Linked DNA regions of Homo sapiens: all the other regions are linked to region 1. The links are chromatin contacts, found by Hi-C or POLR2A ChIA-PET in ENCODE. All regions are on one chromosome and are shown on one strand. The core of a region is the stretch at or near the end of the contact, and the rest is flanking DNA. Distances in the headings are between cores, read along the strand shown. Region 1 holds the start of ZNF787 (zinc finger protein 787). Region 2 holds the start of LINC02560 (long intergenic non-protein coding RNA 2560). Region 3 holds the start of MYADM (myeloid associated differentiation marker). Region 4 holds the start of ZNF497-AS1 (ZNF497 antisense RNA 1).

Evidence for each region. Hi-C counts contacts between places; a loop is a spot of excess contacts on that map. ChIA-PET counts read pairs that join two places held with the same protein, here RNA polymerase II (POLR2A). Pooled maps may share reads with other maps.
Region 2: a pooled map shows a loop between it and region 1 (10-fold over the local background). The contact joins the promoter of LINC02560 here to the promoter of ZNF787 in region 1. A Hi-C loop is called at or near these places in 1 of 37 single-sample maps with no recorded cell type and 5 of 50 pooled maps. POLR2A ChIA-PET finds 5 or more read pairs at or near these places in 1 of 52 experiments (Caco-2).
Region 3: a map of CD8-positive, alpha-beta T cell shows a loop between it and region 1 (8-fold over the local background). The contact joins the promoter of MYADM here to the promoter of ZNF787 in region 1. A Hi-C loop is called at or near these places in 2 of 168 maps with a recorded cell type or tissue (CD4-positive, alpha-beta T cell and CD8-positive, alpha-beta T cell), 5 of 37 single-sample maps with no recorded cell type and 15 of 50 pooled maps. POLR2A ChIA-PET finds 5 or more read pairs at or near these places in 1 of 52 experiments (B cell).
Region 4: a loop to region 1 is called in a map with no recorded cell type, with 11 times the contacts of the local background. The contact joins the promoter of ZNF497-AS1 here to the promoter of ZNF787 in region 1. A Hi-C loop is called at or near these places in 3 of 37 single-sample maps with no recorded cell type and 7 of 50 pooled maps.

Annotation. Positions count from the first base shown.
Region 1 is chr19:56,118,934-56,125,492 of GRCh38, reverse strand. It overlaps ZNF787 (zinc finger protein 787), which reads left to right and starts at 4,198. Exons shown (of 3, transcript NM_001002836.4): 1 at 4,198-4,321. LOC124904772 (a long non-coding RNA gene) reads right to left here and starts at 3,883. Exons shown (of 2, transcript XR_007067348.1): 1 at 3,561-3,883; 2 at 948-1,973. RefSeq lists silencers at 3,702-4,071, 4,162-4,281, 4,292-4,371, 4,662-4,981, 5,062-5,111 and enhancers at 3,716-4,431, 4,859-5,153.
Region 2 is chr19:58,397,568-58,404,126 of GRCh38, reverse strand. LINC02560 (long intergenic non-protein coding RNA 2560) reads right to left here and starts at 3,924. Exons shown (of 1, transcript NR_149054.1): 1 at 3,448-3,924. ZNF584-DT (ZNF584 divergent transcript) reads left to right here. Exons shown (of 1, transcript NR_186337.1): 1 at 1-923. It also overlaps a transcript of ZNF584 not described here. RefSeq lists enhancers at 2,328-2,457, 2,468-2,917.
Region 3 is chr19:53,866,613-53,870,850 of GRCh38, reverse strand. It overlaps MYADM (myeloid associated differentiation marker), which reads right to left and starts at 2,968. Exons shown (of 3, transcript NM_138373.5): 1 at 2,908-2,968; 2 at 1,013-1,097. It overlaps MYADM-AS1 (MYADM antisense RNA 1), which reads left to right and starts at 1,744. Exons shown (of 3, transcript NR_184033.1): 1 at 1,744-1,942. RefSeq lists enhancers at 251-1,164, 1,165-2,078, 3,188-4,163 and a silencer at 1,353-1,412.
Region 4 is chr19:58,358,470-58,365,028 of GRCh38, reverse strand. It overlaps ZNF497-AS1 (ZNF497 antisense RNA 1), which reads right to left and starts at 2,403. Exons shown (of 3, transcript NR_136527.1): 1 at 2,277-2,403; 2 at 430-493. ZNF497 (zinc finger protein 497) reads left to right here and starts at 2,278. Exons shown (of 3, transcript NM_198458.3): 1 at 2,278-2,352; 2 at 6,444-6,540. It also overlaps the pseudogene LOC100419840 and the pseudogene RNA5SP473. RefSeq lists enhancers at 2,584-2,713, 2,443-2,991.

The sequences.
Region 1 (6,559 bases), core at 2,949-5,448:
TGAAATGATGCTGTTATAGCCATTTGCAATTCTCTCCGTACTCACCATTGCCCCCTAACCCCAATTTTATTCAGACTCGAGGCTGTAAATTCCATCTAGATGCTGATGCACCCCTGAAAGGGAGCTTTACCATTTTTACTGCCTGGCATCTGAAAACTCTGTATTAGGGAAGGGTGAAGCTGCTGTAATAAAGAAACGCACACATTGTAATGGCACATCACGTTAGAAGGGTACTTTTTCCTCTAAACACATTTCAAATTGTAGCTATATATAACATAAAATTTAACGTCTTAACTATTTTTGTGTGTGTCTGGGAGGGACGGAGTTTCACTCTTGTTGCCCAGGCTGGAGTGCAGTGGCCTGATCTCGGCTCACTGCAAACTCTGCGTTCCGAGTTCAAGCGATTCTCCTGCCTCAGCCTCCCGAGTAGCTGGGATTACAGGCATGCACCACCACGCCCGGCTAATTTTTGTATTTTTAGTAGAAACAGGGTTTCACCATGTTGGCCAGACTGGTCTTGACCTACTGACCTCAGCCAGGAGGCCTTGGCCTCCCAAAGTGCAGGGATTACAGGCATGAGCTACCTCGCCTGGCTACGTCTTAACTATTTGTAACTGTGCAGTTCAGTAGTGTTAAACCTATTGACGTCTTGTGCACCCATCACCCCCATCCATTTCCAGAACTCTTTTCATCTTGCAAAACCGAAACTCTGTCTCCAATAAACACTAACACCCCATTCCCCTCCCCCCAGCCCCTGGCACCCCCCATTCTACTTCCTGTCTCTATGAATTTGACTTCTCTAGGTCCCTCATATAAGTGGAATCATAAAGTATGTGTTCTTGTGTGACTGGCTTGCTTCTCTTAGCATAATGTCCTCAAGGTTCATCCATGTTGTAGCCTGTGTCAGAATTTTCTCTCTTTTTAAGGCTAAAAAATATTCCATTGTATTTATTTATTTATTTTTATTTTTTGAGACGGAGTCTGGCTCTGTTTACCAGGCTGCAGTGCAGTGGCATGATCTTGGCTCAATGCAGCCTGCGCCTCTGGGTTCAAGTGATTCTCCTGCCTCAGCCTCCCAAGTAGCTGGGACTACAGGCGCCCGCCACCACGCCTGGCTAATTTTTTGTATTTTTAGTAGAGACAGGGTTTCACTATGTTGGCCAGGCTGGTTTCAAACTCTTGACCTCAGGTGATTCGCCCGCCTTGGCCTCCCAAAGTGCTGGGATTACAGATGTGAGCCACCGCGTCTGGTCTATTCCATTGCATTTATGTGCCACATTTTGTTTATTCGCTCATCTGTCAATGGACACTGGGTTGCTTCCACCTCTTGGCTATTGTGAATAATGCTGCTATGAGCATTGGGTGTACAAGTTAGATGTGTATTTCTTGATCATGTAGCAATCTAGGATAGATGTTAGGTGACAGGATGTATTTCCACAAGGTGGTCATTCAGGGACCCAGGTTTCTTGGGGCTCCCCTCTTTCTTTAGGGCCTTGAAAGAGCAGGAAGCAGGCAGATGTTTCTTTTTTTTTTTTGAGATGGAGTCTCACTCTTTTGCCCATACTGAAGTGCAGTGGTGGGATCTCGGCTCACTGCAACCTTTGCCTCCTAGGTTCAAGCAATTCTCCTGCCTCAGCCTCCGGAGTAGCTGGGATTATAAGCGCCCACCACGCCTGGCTAATTTTTGTACTTTTAGTAGAGATGGAGTTTCGCCATGTTGGCCAGGCTGGTCTCGAACTCCTGGACTCAGCTGATCCTCCCGTCTCGGCCTCCCAAAGTGCTGTGATTATAGGCGTGAGCCACCGTGCCTGGCCAACATACATGTTTCTTAAGAGCATTGGCTCGGAAGAGGCCTGTATCGCTTCCATCCCATCCCATTGGTGAGAACCAATCACAAGGCCACACTTAGATGCCAAGAGGAGTGGAAAACAGAATCCATCGATGGGAAGCAGCATCCCAAGAGTGATTTTGTACTGCGGAAGGGAAGAACAGATGTTAATTGTCAATTAAGCCATGTCGGCTGCAACCCATCCCATGTTTGGGAAACATCCTGGTATTGGTTGGGTTGCCTTAAGGGAGAGACTCAGAATTACCAATGGTTTCAGTGAGTTAGAAAGTGATTTCTCTCACATAAAATCTCAGCTGGCACGGAGCCTCTTTCACGAAGCCATCCAGTGTCTAGCTGGCTCCCTGTGTCTTGTTTCTCCTCCATCCTCAGTGTTGGCTTCCATCTGGTGTGCCAATGAGCTGTTCTCGATCTTGCCGTTGTCAATTTGACCAGCGAAGAAGGGGAATGGGCTGGAGAGGGAGGAGGCTGTCCCTCCCAACAACCAGGTCACTGCAGGACACCCACTGAATGATCTGATTCAGAGGAGCACAAGCACATGACTTTTCTTATAAACAGGTTTCCTCGTGTAGAGTTTGTACCCTAATAATTTGTTTCTATTGCTGTTATGATAGCACTTCACTCTCTTTTTTTTTTTTTTTTTTTTGAGACGGAGTCCCATTCCATCGCCCAGGCAAGAGTGCAGTGGTGCGATCTCAGCTCACTGCAACCTCTGCCTCCCAGGTTCAAGCCATTCTCCTGCCTCAGCCTCCCGAGTAGCTGGGATTACAGGTGTCCGCCACCACGCCCAGCTAATTTTTGTATTTTTAATAGATATGGGGTTTCACTATGTTGGCCAGGGTAGTCTCGAATTCCTGACCTCCTGACGTCTGCCTCTGCCTCCCAAAGTGTTGAGATTTACAGGTGTCAGCCACTGCACCCGGCCACACTTCCTTCTGTTCTAAGATATATTTAAAAATTTACCTTTGTGATATTTCTGAAGGAGGGACACAGATATCCTCCTATTGACACACACAGTTAACACAGCACTGTTCACCCCACCCCATGGAAAGATGTTATTAAATCAATAATATACATCTTATGATTGATGCTCACTGAGCTTTGAGGGTATACAGTGGCCACAACAATAGACTTATATGTAACACTGCTAATAGGTAATAATAACCACCATCATTTTTGTGAACTTACTATGGGCCAGGTATTGAACTAAGCAGCTCTTACACATATTACCTTGCAGGTTATCTTATTTTTTCCCATTCCACAGATGAGAAATTGAGGCTGAGAAAGGTGTTATTCCACCAGTGAATTATAGCTTCTTATCTTTTCTGACTACCAGTGAGGATGATAACAATTATAAGCGATAAGTCATCTGCCACTTAGGTGAGAGTCAGCCAAGTACAGAACAGAGGAAGGACCAGAAGGACCAGCCTACAAGGACACTATGGTTTGGACAATTATTTTAAAATATGTGTTTTTTGCAAGAATACCAACAGTAACAGCTAACACCCAGTGCGTCCTTACTAGGTGCCTACCTAACGCGGGGGAAGTAGTGGATTCTCAGGGCTATGACACGAGGCAGTGTGTACAGTCAAGGGTTAAATACACGAATTTAGAGCCAAACTCCATGGGTTCGGGCCGAGGCTCTGGCATTCCGGGTGTGTGACTTTTGGTAGGTGATTTGACTCCTCACCTGCAACATAGGGATAGGACCTACCATGAGGCCCTAGTTAGGACTAGGACCTAGTGCGTGTGAAGCACTTGGAGGCGCACAATGTATTTTCATCACTTCAGAAAGGAGGAAACTGAGGCCATGGCACCTGAAGCGCAGCACTCTCTGTCCAGTAACTAAGGAACCCGGGGTCTCTGTCCAGTAACTAAGGCACCTGGACTCGGGCCACTGGGAGGTGCAGCGGCAGAGAAGGGGTTACCATGATAGAGACGGTAGGAGGACCCGGGGTGGCACGAGCGTCCCTCTCCACCACTTCACTCTCCTCACGGCGGGCCCGGGGACCCGGCCGCGCAGGCGCGAGGAGCCCGGGTTGTCGGGGGGGCACCGCCCTAGACACCCGGAAGTCTCCGCCTAACGGGCCCAGCCCGCACCTCCTGTCCGGGAAGGGGGCGGGGCCGAAGCCCCTCGGCGCGGGGCGCCATAGAGCATGGACGGAGGACCTGCGTCCTAGACACTTCCGGAAGTGGCTCCCTCAGGCGCCCGCCGGGCACCACAGAGCTGGGGGCGGTGGCCGGGATAGCGGGCTCGCCTTCCTAGAGCGGCGAGGACAGGGTGGCGGCCCGGGGGGCAGGGAGTAGGGAGAAGGGGGGGAGCGGCGCGGGCGGAAGCGGCCGGGAAGGTCACTTCCGGCCTGGGCGCCCGTCCCCCTGACCCCAGGGTCTGAGTCGCCGCTGCCGCCGCTGCCACCATCCGCGAGGCAGGAGAGAGGAGGAGGAGTGCGGCGCGGCGGCCCCGGGACCAAGGAGGTGAGGGGTGGGGGCGGGGGCCGTGCGCTGGGGGCCAGGTGGGCGCGCGCTTCGGGAAGCTGGGCTTGGGCTGGGGGTGGGTGGGGAGACTGGAGGGCGAGCGCGACTGGGCGGCGGGCGCGCGTGCGCGCTGCTGGGGGGGCGTGAGTGGGCGCGCGGCCGGGGTGACGCGGGCGGGGGGAGTGCGCGTGCGCGCCGAAGAGCTGTGGGAGGGGACGCGCGCCCGGGCGGCCCGCGGGCGGCGAGCGGGGCTGGAGGGGGGGTGCGCGTGCGCGGGTCCGGGTCCAGGGCGCGCGCGTGCGCGTGGCGGGGGCAGGAGCGGGGGCCTCGGTGGGGGTCCCTCTGCTGCGGGCCGTCGGGGGTGGGGCCGCTGTCCGTCCCCCCGAAGTTCCAACTCCGCCGGTCGTGGCCGGAAGTGGTGGCGACTTCGGGGGGAAGTTGAGGCCCAGGTGGGGGAAGGGGCCGCGCGGTTGGGCTGGCCTGGCCGGATACCGCGGCCCCGAGGGCACGGTCTCAGCCCTCGGCCCCCCCAGCCCTTCCTTCCCCTTTTCGAGTCAGCCCGGGTCCCGTTGCTGCCCCGGGCGGGCTGCGCGTGGCCTTTGATCAGGCGGGTAATTACGGGGATTCTGGCCGGCAGGAGGCCCATTCATTCGTCCTTGCTCGGCAGGCGGGGAGGAAGCGCGTCCCCAGCGGGGGAAGTGACTGGGCCAAGGTCAGCCACCGCGTGGCCCACGGGGCAGGGCGAAGGCGGGGACTGGATCGGGTGGCGACTCCTGAGGCCTCCCTCCCCTGTGCCGAGTGGATCAGAGTGGAGCCCCGCCCTCCTGACACCCCACCCCGACCCCCAGTCCAGGGAGCTGACCCCAATTCATGTGGATGAGTGCTCTGGGACCTGCAGAGTCGCACAGAAAAGTGACCCACAGACACAGAAGGCAGGAGTGAGTGGAGGCAGAAGTTTTTCCAGTGCCAGGCCCTGTGCCGGGCACTAGAGACAGGGAGCAGGGAGATGAACAAGGGCTTGGAGTCTGGGTGGAAGGCAGAGACTGAGACCCGGGCGACAGAGTCGCCATCCAAGGTGACCAGACCCCTGATGGAGAGGTCTGGGGGCTGTGGGAGCCAGGGAAGGCATTTTGACCCAGCCCAGTCCGGGGGATGGTCAGGGCTTTAGGGAAGGAATGGCTTGGTCTGCTCTTTGCGGTGTCCTGCTCCCAGGTCCCATGTTGCGCAGTGCTTAGAACCCATCTGGGGATCCGATTGACCCCAGCGCCGGGAAGCACAGTTGCGTTGATCCTGGCTTAGCTCCTCTGAAGACCGTAAGCCTCTTTGGCTAAACGCTGCTGACATTCACCTGCCTGCCTCTGCGCAGTCCCTGTGGTCCTCCGGCCACGCACGGCCTCAGAGAACATCCAGATCAGATTCCTGCTTGCTTATCTCATGTCTTATCCATCCATCCGGGCACCCGGCCTGGCCCCTCCCTGGTGCACTGCCAGAGTGTGTGCAGGCACTGGGTTGTATTCCCCAAGAGCTCTGGGACTGGGCAGGCCTGGGTTCAAGTCCCAGCCCCACCACTCACCTTCGTGGCCTTAGACGAGTAACTTCAGTGCCTTACTTTCCACCAGGACAGAGTGGGAGTGGTAATAATAGTATTGACCTCAGCGGGAAGGCTCTTAATGCTTTCATTTTAGAGCCAGAGCAGACCTCAACAGATGGGTGTAAAGTAAATGGAAAGGGCTCTGGAGCCAGGCCCTTTCCTGGGCCTTGGCCTTGGCACTGTCTCTTCCACTTCTGTGACCTTGGACATGTCACTTCCCTTTTCCCAGGTTCAATTTCCCTTCAGTTGTCTAAAAACGAGAGCAAGTTCACAATTCCCTGAGTAAATGTAATCCATCCAGGCGGCTGCACAGGCCAGGCCCTGTGCTGGGCATGAGGTCACACATGGTCTTGGCACAGCACTGTCCTGTGAGGGCCCAGATGAGGTGCCTGGCCCAGCCTGGGTGAAGAGAGGGATCTCAAGGCCCTTCTGTGCAAGCACAAGGTAGAGTGGTGCTCCGTGCTGGGCAGCCTGGCAGGAATCATACAGTCCCTGTCCCAGAGCAGCTGAGACCCATTCACACTGGGCAGAGGGGTGGGGAGATTTGCCAGAGTGCTCCCGGGAGCTCTGACCTTGAGGGAGGGGTGTGTGGTGCAGGGGAGGTATTGTGTCTTGAAAGATAGAGAGGAAGGATTGGCTACCAGGAA
Region 2 (6,559 bases), core at 2,675-5,174, 2.3 Mb before region 1:
ATAAAGCCAGTGGGAGGCAGTGCTACAGTTTGATTCCAGGAAGTCTCAGACCAAAGTTCTCTCTTAACCACTTACCTTTCCTGGGCTTAATAGTTAGTTCATTTATGTTTTTCCTGGCACTACTTCATTGGACCTCATTTTAGTTTCTTCTTTTTTTTTTTTTTTTTTGAGACGGAGTTGCTCTGACACCCAGGCTGGAGTGCAGTGCCACGATCTCACAGTAACCTCCGCCTCCCGGGTTCAAGCAATTCTGTCTCAGCCTCACGAATAGCTGGGACGACAAGCGCGTGCCACCACACCCGGCTAATTTTTGTATTTTTAGTAGAGTTGGGGTTTCACCATTTTGGCCAGGATGGTCTCCATCTCCTGACCTCGTGATCCGCCCCGCTCAGCCTCCCAAAATGCTGGGATTACAGGCATGAGCTACCGCACCCGGCCCATTTGTTAACATTGTAAAATGAATATTAGTACATTATTATTAATGTACATTATATGGGTTTTCACAAATGCATAAATTCATGTATCCACCATTACAATATAGTACAAAATACTTTTACTGCCCCCAAAAATTACTTGTGCTACTATTCATTCCTCCCTCCCTCCCTCCCTCCCTCCCACTGAGTCCCTGGCAGTCACTGCTTTACTGTCTCTATAGCTTTACCTTTTCCAGAATGTCATAAACTTGTAATCATACAGTATGTAGCTTTTTCAGTCTGGCTTCTGTCACTTACCAATGTGCATTTCAGACTCCTCCATGCCTTTCATAACTTGGTAGCACAGTTAATTTTATTGCTGAATGATATTCCATTGTGTGGATGTAACACAGATTAGCCATTTATCTATTGAAGGACATCTGGGTTGATTCAAGTTTTGAGCAATTATGAATAAAGCTGCTATAATAATTTGTGTGGTTTTCGCATGGACATAAGTTCTCAACTCATTTGTGCAAATACCCAGGAGTGTGATTGCTGTATCATATGGTAAGACTATATTTAACTTTCTGTAAGAAACTGCCAAACTGTCTTCCAAAGTGGCTATACCATTTTGCCTTTCTATCAGCAGTAAACGAGAGTTCCCATTGCCTCACAACCTTGCTAGCATATGGTGCTATCAGTGTTTTGCATTGTAGCCATTCTAATAGATGTATAGTAGTATCTCATTATTGTTTCAATTTGCAGTTCCCTAATGGCATATGATGTGGAGCATATTTTCATGTGCCTATTTGCCAGCTATGTATCTATTTTTCTTAGGTGAGGGGTCTATTCAGACCTACGGCCTTTTTTTTTTTTTTTTTTTTTTTTTGAGACGCAGTTTCGCTCTTGTTGCCCAGGCTGGAGTGCAATGGTGCAATCTCGGCTCGCCGCAACCTCCGCCTCCCGAGTTCAAGCGATTCTCCTGCCTGTCAGCCTCCCGAGGAGCTGGGATAACAGGCATGTGCCACCACGCCCAGCTAATTTTGTATTTTTAGTACAGATGGGGTTTCTCCATGTTGGTCAGGCTGGTCTCGAACTCCTGACCTCAGGTGATCCGCCCACCTCAGCCTCCCAAAGTGGTGGGATTACAGGCGTGAGCCACCGCGCCCAGCCTTGAATTGTACACTCAAAATGGGCAAATTATATGGTATGTAAATTGTTTTTTAAAAAAATCTGTTATGTTTTGAAAGAACAAGTAGATGTCTGGGAGATTCTTTGGAGAAGTACTTAATGTGAAATTTTCCACAACGATAAAAATGAAAGCACCCATCCCCCTGGTGGGGGGACACAGATCACAGGTAGCTTGTGGCCCCTCTTGGGCACTTCTTCTCCCACCACCCTCTGCTCCTTCTGCAGAGGCTTACAGAGCAGAGGAAACCCCAACCTAGGGCGAGACTCCCAGCTTTGCCACGCCAAGCCGGGCCCCAGGGGAGCCAGTGCGAACTCTAGCCTACTCCCTGGGATGAGAGGACCTCAGCACTAACCAGGTCTGCAAGTGGGTGTGGGGTTAGAGTGGATCAACTATGTGATCCTATCAACCTACGTTCGAATTTGACTGCATTTAAAAAAACACTTTACCCCCCCAAACGGAGTCTCTCGCTCTGTCGCCCGGGCTGGAGTGCAGTGGCGCGATTTCGGCTCACTGAAGCCTCCGCCTCCCGGCTTCAAGCGATTCTCCTGCCTCAGCCTCCCGAGTGGTTGGGACTACAGGCGCCCGCCACCACGTCCGGCTAAAAAAAAAAAAAAATCTTTTTTTTTTTTTTTTTTTGAGGAGTCTCACTTTATATAGGATCCTCACGTTATACTATGTGTTTGGATCTGCGTTAAAATGTATTCATAACTATATGATCTGTACTCAAAGCGACAGCCCCCAGACAACTTAAGCCCGCGGGGCCGGGGACGAGTCTGTGCCACAGACTCGTCCCCGGCGTGGCGTGGGGACAAAACGCGTGAGGGCGCTCGAAGGGACTGGTCTCTCGCTTGCTGCTCACCTGAGGCCCCGCAGCCTCCTGTCCCCCATCCTGGGGTCCCGCAGCCTCGCTCTGCGCGCCGCAGCCTTTCCTCTCGCCAGCGCCATCGGAGTGCTGGTGCTCACTGTTCTCACCACTCGCTCCCCGAGTTCCCCGCGGTTTCAGCCCCCGTCGCAATCTCCAGCGCAACGTGGTCGTCATGGCAACATCGCCCTCGGGTCCCTGATTGGCCGTCGAGTCTGGCGCGCCTTCCCTACCTCACGTAATAGGGCTGCGGCACTAAGGCGACGCGCGCGCGCAGCACAGGCGTGATGAGTTGTTATGGCGACCAGAGTCCCGCCTCTTCAGCCCTACATAGGGCCTCCGATTGGTCCGCGCTTCCTCGAAGGCCTCTCCGCATTCTGGGCGGGGCCCGCCCGGGGCAAGAGGAGGGAGAAGGCAGGGCCGTGACTATGAGGGCGGAGGAGAGAAGTGCGGCTGTGATCTGGGGAAGGAGGGAAACCCAAGGATGCCAGCACGTGCGGTTGAGGTGAGAAGGGATCTTGCAGAACGCTTCCAGGACCCAGATTCGTATGCACGCCCTGCCCAGCTGGTCAGCCTCAGTTTCCCCATCTGTCAGTCTGGACAGTGACGCTCCCAGCGTCCGGCGAAGCCCCGCTCTTGGCCCTTGGTCCCTCCGCCTGATCACAAGAGGGTGCCGCGACGGCCGGGGACGGGTCTGGCGTGGGCAGGGACCTCTCCGACCCTCATTGAGGAAAGAATGGCGGAACCCGAAAACCGGGCCCTGGCGTCCCTCCTGCAAGGTGGGGAGGAGAGCTGGACGGCAGGATTTGGGAAGGGCTTGGGGAGCAGGGCCCCCTGAGGGTGGCGGGGGAGGCAGTGCTACCAGAACCATGGTTCGGTTGGTTCAGCCGCCTGGACCTCATCTGCTCCCTGAGGTTGGTCTTTGCTCCGCACCCTGGTGCGGCCTGGTACACAGAAGGCGCTCAGTAAACACTTGTGGATGAAGGAAAAAGAGAATTTATTGTCGTCGATTTACAGAAAACAGAATCAAAGGCCGTGCCGTGCTGGGCCCTCTGGCACCCGGCTTCACAAGCACCCAGGCCTGCCAGGAGGAGCAAGTCCGGGGCCGAAGTGCCAAGGGGCAGGGTGTACAGCAGTGATGGGGTGGGCAGAGAGAGGATAGGAGGGCACAACTCCAGCTCTGAAGAAGAGAAAGAGGAGATTGGCTGAGGCTGGGCAAGGGTGGGAGGCGTCCCCCTGGGTGGTGTCAGGCAGCCTCTTTGTTTGAAAGCAGTGGATAGGCAGGCAGACATTGGGCACCAAGGTGGTAATCAGCAGACCAGATGCCCAGCAACTCCTAGGCTCAGTCATCAGCCTCATTTTACTGCAAGAGAGAATGAGGCCCCTGGCTCCAAGCTGGTAGAGTGCAGAAGCCACAAAAGCACCTAGGAGCGAGCTGGTTAAGACGGAGAATGCGGCCAGCCCCACCCAATACCCCCAGCCCCACCCCTGGCCTCCCCAGGTCCTCCTGTATTTGTGCAGGCTATGCCACTGGCCTCAATGCCAGCTCCTGAGCATCCTTTAGGATACAGCTCCCTCCTCCAGGCAGCCTTCCTGGTCTACCCTCAGGCACAGAACATCCTCTCCCTCTTCTGTGCAACACCAGGCAAGGGCCCCTTTCTGACTCCCCTGCTTGGCCTGTCTGGGTCAGAAATACCATTGCACACCCCCACTCCCCTAGGTTGGGTGGGAGAGGGAAGCAATGAGGAGGATCTCTGAGACCCTATGGTAGGCAGAATAATGGCCTCCAAAGATATCCCGGTCTGAATCCCTGGAACTTGTGAATCTTTTACCTGACACCACAAAATGGACTTTGCAGGTGTGATTAAATTAATGATCATGAGATGGGGAGACTATCTTGGATTATTCGGGTGGGCGCTATGTACTTGTAGTGTCCTTATAAGTGAAAGAGGGAGGTAGGAGGGTCAGAGAGATCTGAAGATGCTGCACTGCTGGCTTTGAAGGAGCCAGGAGCCAAGGAATGCAGCCCTAGAAGCTGGAAAAACTAATGAAATGAATTCTCTCTTAGAGCCTCTAGAAAGAACTAGCCCTATGGGCAACTCAACTTTAGCCCAGTGAAACTGATCGTTGACTTCTGGACTGCAGAACTGCAAGATAAGAAGTGTGTGTTTAGCCAGGCATGGTGGCCCATGCCTGTAATCCCAGCACTTTGGGAGGCTGAGGTGGGTAGATTACTTGAGACCAAGAGTTCAAGACCAGCCTGGCCAACATGGTGAAACCCCGTCTCTATTACAAATACAAAAAGCCGGGTGTGGTGGCGGGCGCCTGTAATATCAGCTACTTGGGAGACTGAGGCAGGAGAATGATTTGAACCTAGGAGGCAGAGGTTGCAGTGAACCGAGGTTGCGCCACTGCACTCTAGCCTGGGCTACAGAGCGAGACTCTGTCTCAAAAAAATAAATAAATAAATGAAATAAGGCCGGCTGCGGTGGCTCAGGCCTGTAATCCCAGCACTTTGGGAGGGCAAGGCAGGCAAATCACGAGGCCGGGAGTTTGAGATCAGCCTGGCCAACATGGTGAAACCCCGTCTCTACTAAAAATACAAAAATTAGCCAGGCATGGTGGCGGGCGCCTGTAATCCCAGCTACTTGGGAGCCTAAGGCAGGAGAATCGCTTGAACCCGGGAAGCGGAGGTTGCAGTAAGCCGAGATCATACCACTCCACTCCAGCTCGGGCGACAGAGTGAGACTCTGTTTCAAAAATAAATTAAAAAAAATAAACGCGTGTTCTAAATAATTAAGTTGGGGGTATTTTGTCACAGCAGCCACAGAAAATGAATAGACCACCAACTCTGCGGCTGTCTGACCAGGTTTCTTCCCTATGAGGCTGGGCTGTGGCTGCCCAGTGACCCAGTACACTGGTCCCAGCCCCTGTGGGTGACATCGGCATGTGGGTGTGGGCAAGAACTGGTCTGGGAAGACACACTGTGGACTCCCTAGTGTTCCTCCTCTGGCTCCCACCTGGAAGCAGCAGCTCACACCAGAGCTAGCTCTAGACAGTCCTGGGCCCAGGGTGCATTCCCAGGCTGCCTGGGTCACCTGCAATTCTGTCACTCCCTTGTTTGGCACCTACTGTATGCTGGTGCTGAGGACACACGTTAACAAATCAAACAGGAGCCTCCAGCCACATAGAAGTCACGTTTCGCTTTGGAACATGCTGGGTGCCCATTCCCAAAACACAGCACTCCATCCCAGAGTGAGGTGAGGCAGGATTGGGGGGGTGGTGTGCAGGGCCTGGGAGGAAACAGAAGCCCCAGGTTCAGTCTGCACAGAGAATAGCTGCCATCTACCCCCATAACTAACCCAGGAAGACTTCTGGGAGGAAGAGGACAGGAGCCCATATGCCACCTTCCCTGGAGGCTGCTGTCTATTGGGAAGGCTCAGGGTTCACCTCGAGGTACAAGAAAGGAGGCTGGGCAGGACAGATGGAGCCCTGGAGGAAGAAGTGCAGTAACTGGCATCAAGATATTAATCGGGGGTGATGGGGACTCTGGTGGCCAGGGAAAGGGACTAGGATCCCTCTGGCTAACCAAGGAGGTCCAGGACTCCCACCCCCACCATTGTCTGCCTCTGTCTGACCCCTGGGGTGATGTTGGCCTCTGAGCCATGATAAGCACAGCTGCACCACAGCATATTGGGAGGATCCTAGAAGCCACGACCCAGGGGGAAGTGGAGGCTCCCAGAGCAGTTTGGGACTTAGGATTGGGGCGGGAGCCAGTCTTTAAGGCTCAAGTTCCTCCCCAGCCCTGGCCAGGACACCCTGTTACTTCAAGCCTGAGCCCCAGCCCCAACCAGGTGTACAGGATGGCAACTCTACACCCGGGACCAGCATGTAGACAGCTGGAGCCCACCCAGGCCCAGCCTGCAGGCAGTAGAAAACAAACTCCACAGATGGGTGGAGTGGTGGGACGTCCCCTGCAATGAGCCAGTTGGGGAGGAGGTGACCAAGGAAGAATAGCAGCAGCAGCTCTGCCCTCCAAAGATAGGCGGGCCCCTGCAACCTATGGCCAATCCGAAGGATGAGTGCTTTGGC
Region 3 (4,238 bases), core at 1,719-4,218, 2.3 Mb after region 1:
AGTCCTTGCAAAACCTACAGCTTCCACCTCCTTGTCCTAATGGCCCCCAGGAATCAAGTGCCCGTCCTCTTAGAAACCAGGTGCCCAGTTCTTTCCTTAGGCTGTAAACTGTCTCAACGCAGCCACAGGACTAAACCCAAGGCCTCTCCTAGCCACAGGAAAGTAACTTCCTCCTTTCAGCTTCAGGCACTTTGCAGGGCAGTAGCACAGGCCTTAACCTCTTCGTGGCAGTCGCAGGACAGCAGCTCCCTGAGACAAAGGAGCCAGGGCCTGGACTCGCTTCTTCCTCAGATACCTCAGTGTCTGGGACCCTATTCCTTGGAGCCCAAGCTTCCTGGTCCTTCTCCCAGGATCTAGGAGCCCAGGACCTAATCCTTCCTCCTTCAGACCCACGAGTCCAGACCCCAGCCCCTCCTCCCTCAGACCCAGGAGCCCAGGCCCCCAGCCCCTCCTCCCTCAGACCCAGGAGCCCAGGCCCCCAGCCCCTCCTCCCTCGGACCCAGGAGTCCAGACCCCAGCCCCTCCTCCCTCGGACCCCGGAGTCCAGGCCCCCAGCCCCTCCTCCCTCGGACCCCGGAGTCCAGGCCCCCAGCCCCTCCTCCCTCGGACCCAGGAGTCCAGACCCCAGCCCCTCCTCCCTCGGACCCAGGAGTCCAGACCCCAGCCCCTCCTCCCTCGGACCCAGGAGCCCAGGCCCCCAGCCCCTCCTTCCTCGGACCCAGGAGTCCAGACCCCAGCCCCTCCTTCCTCGGACCCAGGAGTCCAGACCCCAGCCCCTCCTCCCTCGGACCCCGGAGTCCAGACCCCCAGCCCCTCCTCCCTCGGACCCAGGAGCCCAGGCCCCCAGCCCCTCCTCCCTCGGACCCAGGAGCCCAGGCCCCCAGGCCCCCAGCCCCTCCTCCCTCGGACCGAGGAGCCCAGGCCCCCAGCCCCTCCTCCCTCGGACCCCGGAGTCCAGGCCCCCAGCCCCTCCTCCCTCGGACCCCGGAGTCCAGGCCCGCTGCCTACTCACCAGCGGTCTTAGCAGAGGAATCCACGGAGAAAGATCTGGTGGTGGAGACGGATTAAGCCACACTTGGAACAGGCTGTAAGAGCACCTGAGGGGGAGGTAGGCCGTTAGCGTCCGTTTGGACAGGCTCCTCCCTCTAGGGATCGAACGCCCTGCGGAGACAGGAACGTGGCGTGGAACCCAGCAGGGCCCTGGCGGTGACCCCGGGTAAGCCCCGCCCCCTCCCCTCCCCGTTCAGTTAACTGTTTGGGCTGCGGCGGACGGAACCCAGCGAAAGTGCACGCCCCGCGGGCCGGCGTGGGCGCGTGTGTGATCTTAACCCCGCGGGGGCGGGGGTGCGGGCGGCAGTGGCGGGAGAACCCTGGGCGGCGGCTGTGGAGGCGGGCGGCCCAGCCAGAGCCGGTGTCTCCGCGCCTTATAAGGGCTTCGAGTCGGCCCAGGCATCTGGAATGTGTCAGGGACCAGGAGGCGGTGCCCGGACCCCCGCCCGCCTCCGGGGCTGCCCGCCCTCTCCCGGATTTCCGGGGGGTGGGGACCCCGACTCTCAGGGTTGGAGGCCTGCATTTCTGGATCCCTATAAACATGGGCTGAGAGCCCCCCCAAGAGCATCTCTAAGACCGGAGTGGGCAGGGACCCGGGCCTCTGAGGGGCTCAGGCTCCAGGCCGGAAACTGCACGCGGTGCTGGCGTCAGGCCCGAGGCCCAGCTACGCCTCCCACGGCCTCCCTAATCGCCATTCGGGGCTTGCGGGAGCACCTGGGAGGCTCCACCCGGAGCCAGACACTGCCTGCCCCCACGCCCCTCCAGGACCCTCGAAGGAGAAGGAAATCGGGACTGGCCCAGCGTCCCGTGCTCTAGAAGGCGGGCTACTGCCCCGTCCCAAGCAGGGGAGGAGGACGAGCGAGGGCGTCACTCATTCTGTCCCCCGCGGAAGGTGGGCTAGCCGCGGAGGGGGGCGCGCAGGGGAGGGGGGCGCGCCGAGGGGAGGGGAGGGGAGGGGTCCACCCCGCCCTTAGGGCCTCCAGCCATCGCCCGAGATCAGAGCTCAGGAATGCGCAGCCAGACCCTGGAGGGTGAGGAAACACCCCTCCGGGATTCCTCGCAGCGCACCCGACTCTCCGGGCCACACCCAGCCCCTCAGTGTCCTCCCTCGTCCACTCCAGACGCCACACCCATCGCTCACGCTGAGAATCGGGCCCCGGAACCCCAGCTTCGGCTCTCGGCACCCAGAGGTGCGGGACGCAGCCCTGTCTTCTCCTCCTTTCCCAGCTCCTTCTGCACTTCGGAAGCACGGGGCTGGATCTTAACACCCCCCTCCCTCGGCCTTTCAGGAGCCCAAAGTTCCGATTCTGTCTGTCCCCTGGATGGGGAGGGGTCAGTAATTCTGAATTCCTTCCATTCTCATTCCCAAACCCAGGACACCTAACCCTAAGCGCTTCCCCTCCTAAAGGACCTCCACGTACCAGATTCCAGCCTCCAACTAGGGCACCTACGAGTCCCCATCTCTCTACTCCCGCAGACCCAGCCCCTCCTCCCTCAGACTCAGGAGTCCAGGCCCAGCTCCTCCTCCCTCAGACCCAGGAGTCCAGGCCCTCAGCCCCTCCTCCCTCGGACCCAGGAGTCCAGACCCCCCAGCCCCTCCTGCCTCGGACCCGGGAGTCCAGACCCCCAGCCCCTCCTCCCTCAGACCCCGGAGTCCAGGTCCCCTTCCCCACTCTTCCAGACGTATGACCTCCACAGTCCAGGTCCTCAGCCCTCTCCTCTGCAGAACCCCAAGAATCCTGGCCCAGCCCCAGTCTTTCTAGGGACCCAGACATTCTGAGACCCAGCCCATTCCTCTCTCTGGCCATAAAGACCCTAGACTGTTGCTTATGCCCTCTGGGGTCCCCACAACCTCACCTCAGGCAGCCAGTGGCGACTGCGGCTGAAGCAAAGACGACAGCGGCAGCTGGAAGGGTCTGAGGGCTGGGTGGGGTTGGAGGGCTGGGGAGCCAGCGCGGGCGGGACGGGGGCGGGGCCGGGGCGGGGCGCAGCTCCGGCTAGGGCGGTGGACAGGGACTTCCCCGAGTCTGGGCTATCCCAGCCCCGCCCCGAGGCGGGGCCAAGAGCAGACCACGCCCCCCAGAGTAAAAGTAGCGTGGAGCTCCCGCCCCACCCCAGTGAGCAGGGTGGAGGGCTGAGGTCACGGTTGCCGTGGTGACAAAACAGGAAGACACAACAGCTGGCGGCGTGGAGACTCCTGGGGGCTGCCCTCCTCGACACAGCCCTAGAGGAGTCTCCCGGGTAGGCCAGGGAAGACCGTTACCATAGAAACCCCGCATGTTTAGGGTTTGTTTAGTGCAGAGCCCCCCAGCTCAGGTCCCCGCCCCCGTCTCACCTCACTCCTTTCTTCCGCTCCCTTCCTACCCCCTCCTTCCTGGTCTGTTCCGCCCCCACCCCTTCCTTGCCGGATGAAACCTTAGACACCTGGGTCGCAGCGGATTGGGGGACCAGGCCCCTCAGTTCAATGGGGGGGCTAGGATCTCTGTCTCTTGGAGCCCTGAGGGAGAGCAGAATTGAGAGCAGTATTCCTGGGCTTTAGGTGGTTCTGGGCTACGATCCCTGACTGATGGGTCTCCCCAAGAAACAGAGGCTAGATTCCTGTATTTAAGGACTTGAAGGGGCGGCAAAATGCTCCCCTAGTACCCACTGGCACCGGGCGCCGCAGGGTAAGGGACTCGGGCTGGACGCAGGTCTCAGATATCACAGTGGATAGGGGTGGGGTGTGTTGGGGGCAAAATTCCTGGGAGCTAGCGCGGTAGCAGTTGGGGGCCCGGATTCCTGGGCTCCACAGGATGCCTAGGCTGAGGCCCAGATTCTTGGCTCAAAAGAACAATCAGGCCTGGGCGCGGTGGCTCACGCCTGTAATCCCAGCATTTCGGGAGGCTGAGGAGGGAGGATCCCTTGAGCCCAGGAGTTCGAGACCAGCCTGGGCAACATAAGGAGACTCTGCTCTATTAAAAATAAATCATCATGATCATCATAATAGAACCATTAAAGCTCAGACTCGGGTTTTCCGAGCAGGTGTTGCAAGCCTAGCCGCCTGGGTCTGGAAGGCAGCGATATTTTTGGCCTACATTCCTGACTCCTGGATGGAGGGAGGGACTCAGAATTTTAATGAGGATGGGGCTGGGGCTGGGGCTTGGGGCTCTGGATTCACGGATCCTGCAAGAGGGGAAGGGATCCAAGGG
Region 4 (6,559 bases), core at 1,154-3,653, 2.2 Mb before region 1:
ACAGGCGTGAGCCACTGCGCCCAGGCCTCCCCCCCTTTTTTTTTTCTTGAGACGGAGTCTCGCTCTGTTGCCCAGGTTGGAGTGCAGTGGCATGATCTCAGCTCACTGCAACCTCTGCCTCCCAGGTTCATGCGATTCTCCTGCCTCAGTCTCCCAAGTAGCTGGGATTACAGGTATGTACCACACACGGCTAATTTTTGTATTTTTAGTAAAGACGGGGTTTCACCATGTTGGTCAGGCTGGTCTCGAACTCCTGACCTCAGGTGATCCGCCCACCTCCACCTCCCAAATTGCTGGGATTACAGGCCTGAGCCACCCCACCCGGCCAATAAAAATTTTTTTAAAGCTAAAATTGACTCTCATGCAAATAAGATAAAATGAACATATGTTAAATATTTTAACTTAATGAGAGAAATAGTAAGATGTTACCAGTTACTTGATGATGGAGGAAAGGACGAAAAGCCAAGGAATACATGGAATGCAGCTCTAGGTGCTGAAAAAGGCAAGGAAAGGTTCTACGTTAGAGCTTCCAGAGGGAGCTCAGCCCTGTCAACATCTTGTTTCAGCTCAGTCATATCGATGTTAGACTTCTGGTCCCCAGAACTGGGCGGGAATATATTTCTGCTGTTTTAAGCCACCAAATTTGTGGTAATTTGCTGCATAACCACAGGAAACTAACACACCATCCCTCAGTTCTGCTTTTCTGTATGGACTCCATTCTCTTAACAGATTCATCCTTCAGCGGGGCAAGAAGGCTGCAGCTGCCCCAGCTGACAGATGCTCACAGCCTCAGGTTCAAAGCAGATAGAGGCCCTAACAGTTCAGAGAGAAGTCCCACGATGCTCACAGGTCCAAAGTGACCACTGCCAGGGCCAGAGGGATGGACTGCCCTGTGCTGTGGACCTGGGCCATGTACCCACACCTGCCCAAACCACCTGGGCTGAGGTGAGAGCTCCCTAGTACAAATTGGGAAAAATTGGTACAAAAAGAGCTCGTGGAGGCCGGGTGCAGTGGCTCGGGTCTGTAATCCTAGCACTTTGGGAGGCCAAGGTGGGAGGATCACTTGAGCCCAGAAGTTCAAGACCAGCCTGGGCCATATAGCGAGACCCCGTCTCTAGCTATTCATTTATTTTAGCTTACAGCATCTGGTCTATGTTGTTTTTTGAGACGGAGTCTTGCTCTGTCACCCAGGCTGGAGTGTGCAGTGGCACGACCTCAGCTCACTGTAACTTCTGCCTCCCCGGTTCAAGCGATTCTCCTGCCTCAGCCTCCCGAGTAGCTGGGATTATAGGCACACGCCAACAAGCCTAATTTTTGTATTTTCAGTAGAGACGGGGTTTCACCATGTTGGTCAGGCTGGTCTCGAACTCCTGACCTCGTGATCTGCCCGCCTCGGCCTCCCAAAGTTCTGGGATTACAGGCGTGAGCCACCGCGCCCGGTTTATTTATTTATTTTAGCCAACAGCACTCGGTGTTCCCAGACGGTCTCCCAAGTACTAACCAGGCCCGACCCTGCTTAGCTTCTGAGATCCCGACTCAATTTTTTTTTTTTTTTTTTGAGACGGAGTCTCGTTCTGTCGCCCCAGGCTGGAGTGCAGTGTCGCGATCTCGGCTCACTGCAAGCTCCGCCTCCCAGGTTCAAGCGATTCTCCTGCCTCAGCCTCCCGAGTAGCTGGGACTACAGGCGCCCGCCACCACGCCCGGCTAATTTTTTGTATTTTTAGTAGAGACGGGGTTTCTCCGTGTTAGCCAGGATGGTCTCGATCTCCTGACCTCGTGATCCGCCCGCCTCGACCTCCCAAAGTGCTGGGATTACAGGCGTGAGTCACCGCGCCCGGCCCCCGACTCTATTTTAAAAACCGCGTGGATTCCAGCTTGGTGGGTGTTCCACAGCGCGTGGGTGTGAGACGCAGCTCAGTGGCGTCAACTCAGCAAGGTTCCAGGGTGGTAAAGACGGCCTGGGGCCGGAGGAGGACCGCCAGGGAGAAGCTACGTTGGCCCGACTTGCGTCCGCGACCCGGGCAGCCCCAGGCGCCTGTGTAGCTGTTGGGTGTGTGCCGCAGAGGCTGGCCGGGTGCAGGAAGGGGCGGAGCGCATCCATGGCAACGCAGGACGCCCGAGTAGCTTGGCTGTGGCGCCGTCCCCATGGGAACCAGAAGGCGCGCGCCCGCAGCCGCGGCATAGTTACGCAGGCGCAGTGGGGAGAAACGCGACGCCTTGGGCCGCTCTGCCGAATGCAACCGCGCCCCCAGGAGACCCGGTGCCCGCCCTCCTACCATTCCACGCGGCTCGAGCCCGCGTGCGGGCCTCTTTCAGGCCGCTCCTAGTGGACGCAGAGGCGGGCCGAGGACGGTGAGTGACGCCGACGGACACCCTCGGCCAGGCACAGATCCGCCCTCCGGCTCCAACCACTCCCGCCGCGCGGGGCAGGACGGGCCTCGGCCCTGAGCTGGGCCCTCTGGGACCACCGAGAGATAGGCCTCCGCGCCGTCCAGAGCGGCCCGGAAGTGGCCCTGCACGGGCCAGAGGCGACCGTGGTCGGGACGGAAATGGCTCCCGTTTGCTGTTCTCTCGGTGAACGCGAGCCTTATGGCGATCAGTTCTGTGGCATCGTTCCTCCTGCTCGTTTATTCTTTCACTCATTCACTCATGCCCTGCCGCGCCATCATTTCTTCCCACATTCATTTATTCGTTCATCAGTCCCCAGCCCCGGGTAGTTTCGGAGCTCACCAGGCTGGGCTCGCCTCCCAGCCTCCGGAGCTGCCCGCACAGGCCTCGCGCCACCTGGCCGCAGCTTCCTCCCCTTTATCCACTCCGTATTTGTTTGTCCAGCCTAGGCCTTGGGGGTTGTGGGGGAGACACAAGTACCCGTGACTGGTCGGACAAGTGCCCGTTGTTGGGGGCGTGGGCGCTGGGACTGACGCGGGAGGTGGCTCTGATCATGTCGAGGTGAGGAGGAGGCGTTGAGGCTCAGAAAGGGCACGCAGCGTGGACGTGAGGACGTCGGGGAGGCTGGAGCAGTGAGGCCGACAGGAAGGACCTTACGGGGCTCACATGCTATCCCACGACGAGGACGGACTCAGGACGGCAGCCCTGATAGATGCGGCTGGGGGCTGGCGGGTCGGGGTCGCACACCACAGGATGGAGGGGCAGCGGTGCCTGGCTCCGCCTTAAGAAACATGGGCCCTTGGGGGACCCGGATTTCTGATACTTCAATACACAAATATGGATTTTTATTGAAATCAGATGTCGTTTTTTTAAAATTTAACTTTTGATTTGAGGTAATTATAAATTCACATGCAGTAACAAGTAATGCATACCCTATGTACGCTTTACCCAATTCCCCTAAAGGTGGCATCTTGAAAAACTAGAGGCCAGGTGCGGTGGCTCATGTCTGTAATCCCAGCACTTTGGGAGGCCAAGGCGGGTGGATCCCTTGAGCTCAGGAGTTAAAGACCAGCCTGAGCAACATGGTGAAACCCCATCTGTACTGAAAACACAAAAATTAGGCGGGTGTGGAGGCTGGTGCCTGTAATCCCAGCTACTCGGGAGTCTCAGGCAGGAGAATCGCTTGTACCCAGGAGGCGGAGGTCGCGGTGAGCCCACATCACGCCACTGCACTCCAACCTGGGCAACAGAGCGAGACTCTGTCTCAAAAAAAGAGAAGAGAAAGAAAAACTAGAGTACAATATCACAACTGAGATGCAGAATATTTCCATCACGAAGGATCCCCGTGTTGCCCTTACAGAGCCGCATACCCTTCCCTCCTACCTCTGCTCCCCGTTAACCTCTTTTTGTCAACTAGTAATCTGTTCTCATTTCTACCATTTTGTCATTTTACGAATGTTGCATAGGCTGGGCGAGGTGTCTCGCGCCTGTAATACTAGCACTTTGGGAGGCCGAGGCGGGTGGACCATCTGAGGTCAAGAGTTCAGGACCGGCCCACCGGCCGGGTGCCGTGGCTCACGCCTGTAATCCCAGCACTTTGGGAGGCTGAGGCGGGCGGATCACGAGGTCAGGAGATCGAGACCATCCTGGCTAACACGGTGAAACCCCGGCTCTACCAAAAATATAAAAAAATTAGCCGGGCATGGTGGCAGGCGCCTGTAGTCCCAGCTACTTGGGAGGCTGAGGCAGGAGAATGGTATGAACCCGGGAGGCAGAGCTTGCAGTGAGCCAGGATAGCGCCACTGGACTCCAGCCTGGGCGACAGAGCAAGACTCTTCTCAAAAAAAAAAAAAAAAAAAAAAAAAAAAAAAAAGAGTTCGGGACCAGCCTGGCCAACATGGTGAAACCCCATCTCTACTAAAAAATAAAATAAAATAAAATAAAATAAGCCAGGCCTGATGGCAGGCATCTGTAATCCCAGCTACTGGGGAGGCTGAGGCAGGAGAATCGCTTGAATCCTGGGGGCAGAGGTTGCAGTGAGCCGAGATTGCGCCACTTCATTCCAGCCTGGGTGAAAGAGCGAAACTCCGTCTCAAAAATAGAAAAATAAAAAATAAAAAAATTAGCTGGGTATGGTGGCACGCACTTGATGTCCCAGCTCCTTCGGAGGCTGAGGTGGGAAGATGGCTTGAGCCTGGGAGATGAGATTGCACCACTGCACCCTAGCCTGGATGACAGAGCCAGACCCTGTCAAAAGAAAAAAAAAAAGAAAAAGAAAAAGAAATGGAGTCATACAGTTTTTAAGCTTTTGGGATTGGGTGGTAACTTTTTTAAAAAACATAAATACCATACAATTCATCCTTTTAAAGTGTGTAATTCAGTGGTTTTTGGTATATTCAGTGTTGCACAGTCATCACCACTAATTCCAGAATATTTTCATCACTCCCACGGCTGTATCTCCCATTTCTCTCTTCCCTGCAGATCCTGGCAACCGCTGATCTACTTTCTGTCTCTTACAGACTTATCTGTTCTGGACATTTCACATAAATGGAATAACATAATATGAAGTCTTTTGTGTCTGAATTTTTTCATTTACACTTAGCATAATATTTTCAAGATTCATCCATCTTGTAGTATGTATCAGTATTTATTCTCTTTTTTTTTTTTTTGAGACAGAGTCTCACTTTGTCACCCAGGCTGGAGTGCAGTGGCGCGATCTCGGCTCACTGCAACCTCCACCTCCCGGGTTCAAGCAGTTCTCTGCCTCAGCCTCCCGAGTAGCTGGGATTACAGGCGCCTGCCACCACGCCTGGCTAATTTTTGTATTTTTAGTAGAGACGGGGTTTCACCATGTTGGCCAGGCTGGTCTTGGAATTGCTGACCTCGTGATCCACCCACCTCGGCCTCCCAAAGTGCTAGGACTACAGCCGTCAGCCACCGCACTTGGCCTAACTTAAATTTTTAAAACACTTCCTGGAGGGGACAAACAGGACCCATCTGCTGGTCTGACTCTGGGTGTCCTGTTCACAGTCTCTGTCTTAGTTGTTCTGTGTGTGGGATGAAGGGTGCCAAGGAGACAGGGCAGGGCAGGGACCCTCAAGAAAAGCGGGGAGGCGGGGGGAAGGGATGGTACAAGCAGCCATGGCACCTCAGTGTGTCCCTCAGGCACCTGGACACACAGGTGGGCAAAGATGCTGACACTGGGGGCCAGAAACGCCGATACCCCCATTCTTCCATTTTTACTCAGTCTCAGGTGGTCCCAAGGAGGGGACCTTCGTGGCCTTGCTGTGCTCACAGGCTCACCTTTGTGTTTCCAGCTGCAGAGAAAGTACCCTGGGCCATGCAGCTGCACTCCCCTCCCAGGAAAGGGGCAGGATGGCTGCCCAGATGAGTGAGGCATCAGCCCTGGCCCCCCAGGTCTTCCCGAGTCCACTGGAACTGATGGTGGGTGAGCCCAGCTCCAAGAGCCCTGGCCAGTGCTTCTGGGGGTTCTGCTATGAGAAGGCAGCAGGGCCCCGAGGGGCCCTGGCTCAGCTGCGTGAGCTGTGTTGCCAGTGGCTGATGCCTGAGGCCTGCTCCAAGGAGCAGATGCTGGAGCTCTTGGTGCTGGAGCAGTTATTGGGCACACTGCTCCCAGAGATCCAGGCCTACACGCAGGAGCAGTGGCTAGGCAGCCCTGAGGAGGCCACTGCCCTGGCAGAGCGGCTACAGCAGGAGTCAGCTGGGCCAGGACTCCAGATGAGTGGGGGCTGGTCTGGGGGCTGGGTGTGCTTCCCCTGCTCACGACCCCAGCTGAGCCAGCACTGGGGCCAGTCGTGGGTTGGTGGCTGAGAGGGCCTGGGGGCTGTGGGAAAGTGATGGTGACAGGTGGGAGTTTGGTGGTCTTGGCTTGGACGGCAGAGTCAGAGATCTCCAGTCCACACCTGTGTGCTCCGCATTGTGTCCTGAGAACTGAAGGTGCAGAGAAGGGTGGGTCATGCCACCGCATGCCCCTTGTTTTCTCAGATCTGCTAGGCTGAACACCTCACCCTGCCCTGCTGCCTTCCTGTCCCCAGGTGCCAGCCCCCAGGCCCCAAGAGGAGCTGGTCCCCAGGACAGAGGAGGGAGAGGAGCAAGAGGCTCCCCTGGGCCCCTTCCAGGCCCCACCTCCAGGTATGGCACCATCTACACA